2 separate regions of the Homo sapiens genome follow, and region 1 is linked to region 2. A link is a contact called in ENCODE Hi-C or POLR2A ChIA-PET data. All regions are on one chromosome and are shown on one strand. The core of a region is the stretch at or near the end of the contact, and the rest is flanking DNA. Distances in the headings are between cores, read along the strand shown.

Evidence for each region. A loop is a pair of places that touch in the nucleus more often than their neighbours do. ChIA-PET counts read pairs that join two places held with the same protein, here RNA polymerase II (POLR2A). Pooled maps may share reads with other maps.
Region 1: a loop to region 2 is called in a map of endothelial cell of hepatic sinusoid, with 3 times the contacts of the local background. The contact joins two enhancer-like sites. A Hi-C loop is called at or near these places in 1 of 168 maps with a recorded cell type or tissue (endothelial cell of hepatic sinusoid) and 1 of 50 pooled maps. POLR2A ChIA-PET finds 5 or more read pairs at or near these places in 1 of 52 experiments (activated CD4-positive, alpha-beta T cell).

Annotation. Positions count from the first base shown.
Region 1 is chr9:79,700,580-79,703,742 of GRCh38, reverse strand. The region is part of intron 8 of TLE4 (TLE family member 4, transcriptional corepressor); the gene reads right to left. Among named protein-coding and RNA genes, the nearest start is that of LINC01507, 120 kb to the left of the region's middle. Within about 2 kb of position 1,907, at least 2 of the 41 ENCODE cell types and tissues checked have a DNase peak (open chromatin) inside an H3K27ac peak, as active enhancers do.
Region 2 is chr9:79,642,790-79,646,189 of GRCh38, reverse strand. The region is part of intron 6 of TLE4 (TLE family member 4, transcriptional corepressor); the gene reads right to left. Among named protein-coding and RNA genes, the nearest start is that of TLE4, 73 kb to the right of the region's middle. Within about 2 kb of position 1,514, at least 2 of the 41 ENCODE cell types and tissues checked have a DNase peak (open chromatin) inside an H3K27ac peak, as active enhancers do.

The DNA.
Region 1 (3,163 bases), core at 658-3,157, 57 kb before region 2:
TCAATGTCTGGAAACCTAGGAATGCCACTGGGGCCAGGGAATGGAGAAAGATGCTCCATGCCTCTTGGGACCACACTTAGGCTCAGCCTGTATGCTTCACCTCTGCTTTCAAGGAGCTCTCAACTGGAGAAGTCTCCTATACACACAAGAGACGTGGGTGACAAGACCTGAAGCAGAGAATGACTCTATCTGCCATGAAGGTCAGGTGGTTATTGGGCACATTTAGATAATATGAGAGCTTAAAATCATGGATGAAGAAGTGAAAAAAGTGCCAATGAAAACTGGAACAATCTTAACAACTGCCTAGTGACTAAGCTTCAGACAGACCAAAGAAAAGATCTAAATGCAGGTGAGGTGGGAGAGCGGGAGCTGGACTGAGGGCTGCGCTATGCTGCTGAGTGGTGAATGGCAAAAACCTGAGTAACACAGTCCCTTGGCAGGGCACCAGGGCAGGGCTCCCAAGTGTGAATGACCCTAACCCAGGGTAACAAAGGGCTGATCTTGGAGAGTAGTAGAAAGAATATCTGAAAATCTCTATGGAAAAAAAGTTATAGGAAGAACAATCACCACTGGAACGTCTCTGTCTGGCATGCAAATCAATTCAGAAAACTGGTCAGGAAAGCTCTTCCTCATTTATAAATTTATTTCATATAAGACTAACTCTTTGAACGGGTTTTTTTTTTTGCTTTATCTTAGTCTGTTGGTAATAACTGATGTTTATAAAAACATACAACATTTACGAGGCCCTTTTAATTAACTATGAGAGAAAGTGTGTTACCCAGAACTTTTGGGTCTATGTTCCATTTTATTTCCACTGAGCCTTAATGTCACAATCTCTTTTGTGGCATTTCTGAACTTCCAAAGCACATTGTTAAGAAGATTGATGGTCTTTCTTCATACCTGTGGTGATGGCAACTCTTTATTACAAGCTCCAAAGATGTGCAGGTGGGAGTTTGGTGGGGGAGAGAGATGGGACCAGTGAGTGGGTGCCCACTGGGCGGGCTGGGGACCTCTAAATCCGTCCCTGCTGTGCCAGCCCCTCTTGAGGTTTTATATGAATACTCTAGCCCTAGACCTATCAAACGTTCAGCCTTAAACTTAGTGGCAGAAAAGACTGCAGGCATTATTCAGTAAGGCTGAAGATTGACACAAAACATTACGAGCCAAACGATTTTTTAAAGTGGACTACTTCTTGACTTTTGTGTATCTCTGCTGAGTTCCAAACCTCACTCCCAAGCCATGAGACTTGGGTCAACACTTCTGCTTTGCTTTCACACAACCCAATGCACTCAGTAGGTTTTCATGACCACTGAAACCATGCATGCAATCATCATCTGTGGGTTACTATCTACCATACTTCATGCCTCAATCCCGTTTCTAGTTTTCCCCTCTCCAGTCTATCCACCTCACTTCTGGAATTCATACTTCCCAAAGAGAGGTTCAGCCTGTTTTAACTCCTCTTTTAAAAGGACAGTTTCCTACTGTTCACAGGGGGAAAAAAATTCCAAATTTCTGAGTATGGCTGTTTTCCAAAGTCCTCACTCCACACCCCAATCCAGAGTCCTGGCCTTGTATCCTACATCAGCACTATAAGCCAGTGTTCCCCTGGGCTCTGTGTATTTTCGTTGCACCTGTAGCCTTTTTTCCTGGCTTATGGCAATGACTATTTTCTCAAGATCTATCTTTTGAAATCCCCCACTATCCTTAAGAATCAGCTCTAATGTCACCTTTCAAAGCTTCCTCAGATGCTGTCAGGCAGAATTAATCATTCATTCCTCTTTGTTCCCTTAACATTTTGTTCCTCCAATGAGTAAAGCACTCACAACAAATTTATTGCTGTGTTTACAAGGCCACTTCCCACTTTAGGCTGTGGGTTCCCTGAGGGTGGGGCACCTAGCATCATGAGCAGAAGGGAACTGCCCAGAAATATTTCTCAACACAAATGGCTGAACATCCCCTCTGCACGCCTCAATCTCACTCCAAATCTCTTATGATACATTCCTTTTCTGAGCATCACTAGGATGAACAATTCCATGGGAGACCATTCACTAGAGTAAGATTTGTGTTGTGGTGCCCTTGGAATCGGTAATATGGCAATTCAGCCCCTTCCTCACCTTTGCTCCTTTACTTACCTTTAGATGCACTAAATCTGGCTAATTTCATATTTTACAAAAAGAAGAAAAATGGAGTATATATATCTTTTATTAACAATTCTCTGATTCTGCTATATTCTATTGAAAGTTATTTCCACATTGTTTAAGAGGAAAAATTTCTAAACAAAACAATTTCTTAAAAATACTAAAAGGTAATGCCTATTTAGATTTAGATTTTATGTTCATTTATTGGCTCATATGTACAACCAAATACTTTATATTTTTCTTAAGCTAGCTGTTTCCGGTTTTGCAGGCAGCGTTGTATTTTTGAAGTTGACTGTAGAACAGAGTTACATGTTGGAGTTTCTTGGTAGAATGATAAAGTAGTTAATTATCACTAGCATTTAAAGGTTAAGCTGCACAGTGGGCACTGGGGCAATCAGCAATGTTCTAATAACATAATTACTCTGGAATCAAATTGGACTTGGCACAGACTCTCATCATGAATCTTGTAAGTCCACCATTCTGCCACAGGAATGCCACTTGGATCTTTGCTAGGCATGTGAATAAGAGGAATTAAATAAATACCGATAAAGTCATGCTTTTACTAGAAAAGCTTTTTATTTTATTATTTTTTATTTCTCTATTATTATTTTAAAAGCTCAATTTAGATATTTCTCAAGTTTACTACATAAGAAACTTACTGAAGCTGCATTGTGACCCTATAAATCTACAAATTTAGAAGGATTAAACACAAGTCTTTCTCACTACAGTTTGAGTGTGCGTGTGTGTGTGTATGTGTGTGTGTATCTCAGCAAATCTGTTATGATTGGAGAGTCACGGTCACAAGCAATGGCTGATCCAGAGAAAGCAAAATACCCTGAATGTGAATGTTTAGTAAAGCTCTGGATTTTAAAAGTAAACACTTATGCTGGGATATTTAAAAAGAACAGGGTAGATCTGTTTAAGAAAAAGAGCAGGAAAACAAGGAGAAACCAAGAAAAAAATACTAAAGGATTAAAAGACTTATTACATGGAAACCCCAATTGCTTTGGTAGCAAAAGGTAAGC
Region 2 (3,400 bases), core at 265-2,764:
AAAGACCAAAAGGAAGGGAAATGTACATTAAGAGTACACAGTATAACACAGATTTGTTACGGATGTAATTTAAGATACATTATAAACTAGCAGGTTAAAAAAAATATATATATATATAGGCTTTAGAAGAAAAACAAAACAAAGATCAAGCCAAAGAATTAAAGAGGGCATAGACTAGAGTATTAAAATAAACGTACATACATAACCACCACTGAGGAAGACCTATTGAGGAAAATATGTATCATGGCAAAATTCTTCTCACTATCCTTCCTAGGCCTTTATTATCTTTGGGTGCCTTACTTAAAATTAATAATAAATAAAAACCTCTCTTATCTCAAACCACAATACAAAATAAACTACTTCTTCCTATTTCCTTGATGGGCCACTCAAGAAAATAAACATTAAAATGGAGTGAACTTTAAACTTAAGCAAGTAAGTACTCCATTAAGATAATTAATTTAATTCTGAAAAATAGCAATGATGTCTGAAAATACACAGCCATGAAGTGGCAGACACAGCCTCAATGCTGTTAATAGGTCTTTTCTGGATTCTCTGTAACAAAGATTTCCCTGCAGTTTCAAGTTTGGCACAAAGGGCAGAAAAGGACCACTGGAGAATAGAATTCACAAGAAATGTCTTTTGAAATGTTGTCTTTCTGTCAGCAAAAAGAGGAGTTCTTTGTAATCAAAGGTCCCCAACTGCTTGATGACAAGGGACTGACAAGTCATTGACCAAGCAGGAGCCAGCAAGGACAGAGCTGCAGTCACTGACATCCCTAGGAATTTTGGGCATTTCCAATTGAAGGCCAGGCAGCAGTTTCCTTGTTCACCCCCACTCCAACTCTACTACGCTATCAACAGCAGAATAATTCTCAAAAAACACGCACCTTCCTTAGAAACAACAACATCTCAGTAGCAATGAGCACACTTTGTGCTCATATTTTGGTTTCTAAAAAAAGTGCAAGTGCAAGGTGAACCTGCTATATCTTGTGCCAGAAATCAAGAAAGCTATCTAGACTAACGGATATTGTGTCAAAAGGACAATGAGCCAAATTGAAGGGATCCCCACTGGCAAAACTTGAGACAATCTCAGCATCATTAAGAATAATGACTTTATAGGTTATAACACATTTTCAAAAAACATTTTCAGGAATGGAGTTTTTGGTACCCCAAGAAAATAGGTGAAGATGTAGGGCACTCTGGGGCCAAGGACTAGAGACAGATAATGACTCTCAGGCCAGTGCCAGCTCCTAAGTTCAAGGCTGGCTGTCTCCCAAGCCCACAACCATACTACTCATCCACCAGGAGCTAGCCAAGCTGTGAGCTGCTCGCTCTGAGCACGTGTGCCTCAATCCAACCAGGAGACACTGTTCCATTCTAGGAGAGAAGTAAGGGAAGACTCAGCAGACCTTGAAAGGAGCCAAAAAGGAAGAGGCAACAGACTCTGAAATAGAGCAGCAAGCACAGGGAAGGGCCCAGGACTGGGCTGGTAGCCATACTCCTTGGCTTGTGAAGACACTATTTACTATGGACAGTTGTTCTGCTGGCCTCGCTCCTGTCTGTAAGTCGGGCTAGGTGTGAGAAAGCACAGTCTGGCTGACATTTGGGAAGCATCACAATGAAGTGGCCTCAGAGTCACTGGAATCCTTATTACCTGTTTGAACAAGTCATTTAACATTTCTGATGCTCTGTTTCTTCATGTAAAAAGCGAGAACAGTTAGTTACAAAATCTACCTCCCAAGGTTGCTGGAAGAATTGTATGACATGATCCATATAAAACCCTTAGCACAGCGTATTAGTCCGTTCTCATGCTGCTAATATAGACATACCCAAGACTGGGTAATTTATAAAGGAAAGAGGTTTGATTGACTCACAGTTAAGCACGGCTGGGGAGGCCTCAGGAAGCTTAAAATCATGGTGGAAGGGGAAGCAAACATGCCCTTCTTCACGTGGCAGCAGGAAGCAGAAGCATGAGAGCCGAGTGAAGGGGGAAGCCCCTCATAAAACCATCAGATCTTGTGAGAACTTAGTATCACAAGAATAGCATGGGGAAAATTGCCCCTGATTAAATTACCTCCCACGAGATCCCTCCCACCACATATGGGGATTGTAGGAACTATAATTCAAGATGAGATTTGGGTGGGGACACAGCCAAACCATATCACACAGTGTTTGGCAAATAATAAACACTCAATAAATGGTGACTGCTAGTATTAAGGAAAGGTACCAGAAGCCCACATTTTCATATGCACAGAGAGTGAGGGAGCGAGGAGAGGAGAAAACAGGAAAAGCTCTTCTTTACAGAATATTAATTTGAAAGGAAAGAAATAACTTAAAATTTACTGTTTTACCATGTCAAATGTATTAACTAATGCAAGACAGACTCAACCATCGATATTACAACCACTGGGTAAAAAGTTGCAGGGAAACAGGTTATTCATAGTGCCCAGGTATCACCCCATGGATCACCTAGCTTCACCAGTAATATGATACAACTGGAAATACACATCACCTAGTTAGTATTCCTACTAAAAACACTTAACCGAAATCTAAACTTGAGAAAACAATCAGAAACAAACAGACAAATGTAGACTGTGGAAGATTCCAGAAAACTGGCCTGGAATCTTCAAAATGCCAATATCTTAAAAAGCAAAATGCTTTCGGACACTGTGATTTAAAGAAGAGTAAAAAGACATGACAGCAAAGACAATTTTTGAATTGAATCCTGGATTGAATAAAAAAGTGCTATTAAGGACATTTTGTGGACAATTGGAGAAATATGATTATGAGCTGTCACACTGGTATAGGAATGTGTTAATGGTATTATGCTTATACAGGAAGATGTCCTTGTTCATAGAAGAAGCACACTGAAATATTAGGGGGTGAAACAGCATGATTGCCTTTTACTTTCAATTAGTTCAGCACATTCCAAAAAGTGCACATGTATTTGTATGAGTATATAAACAGAGACAGAAAACAAAAGTGACGATACGTTAACCGGTAAATCTAGGTGACGAGTATACAGTGTTTGCTCTACTATTCATTCAATTTCTCTGTAGTTGTAGAGGCTGGGAAAATAAGATGTGCCCTTCTTACCTTACTTTAACAAATATCTCTAGAAAAAGCTAAAGGTTAAGTGAATATATGGAAAGAAGCAAGAATAAAGAGAACAAAGGAAGAAACTTTTCAAACTAAGCTTATCTGTAACTCATTCCTGATGACTTACAACATGAGATTTACTATAGGGAGAAGACATGCATTTAGAGCAATCCAAGTAAGATTATCACTGAAAGGATAAGCTTCTCAAGCTAAACAAACCACAGATCTCTGTAGTCCTCCAAATCTCTGGACTGGTCTTAAGGGGATGGCAAGTAACAACCAAAGCAAGCAAATCATGAGAT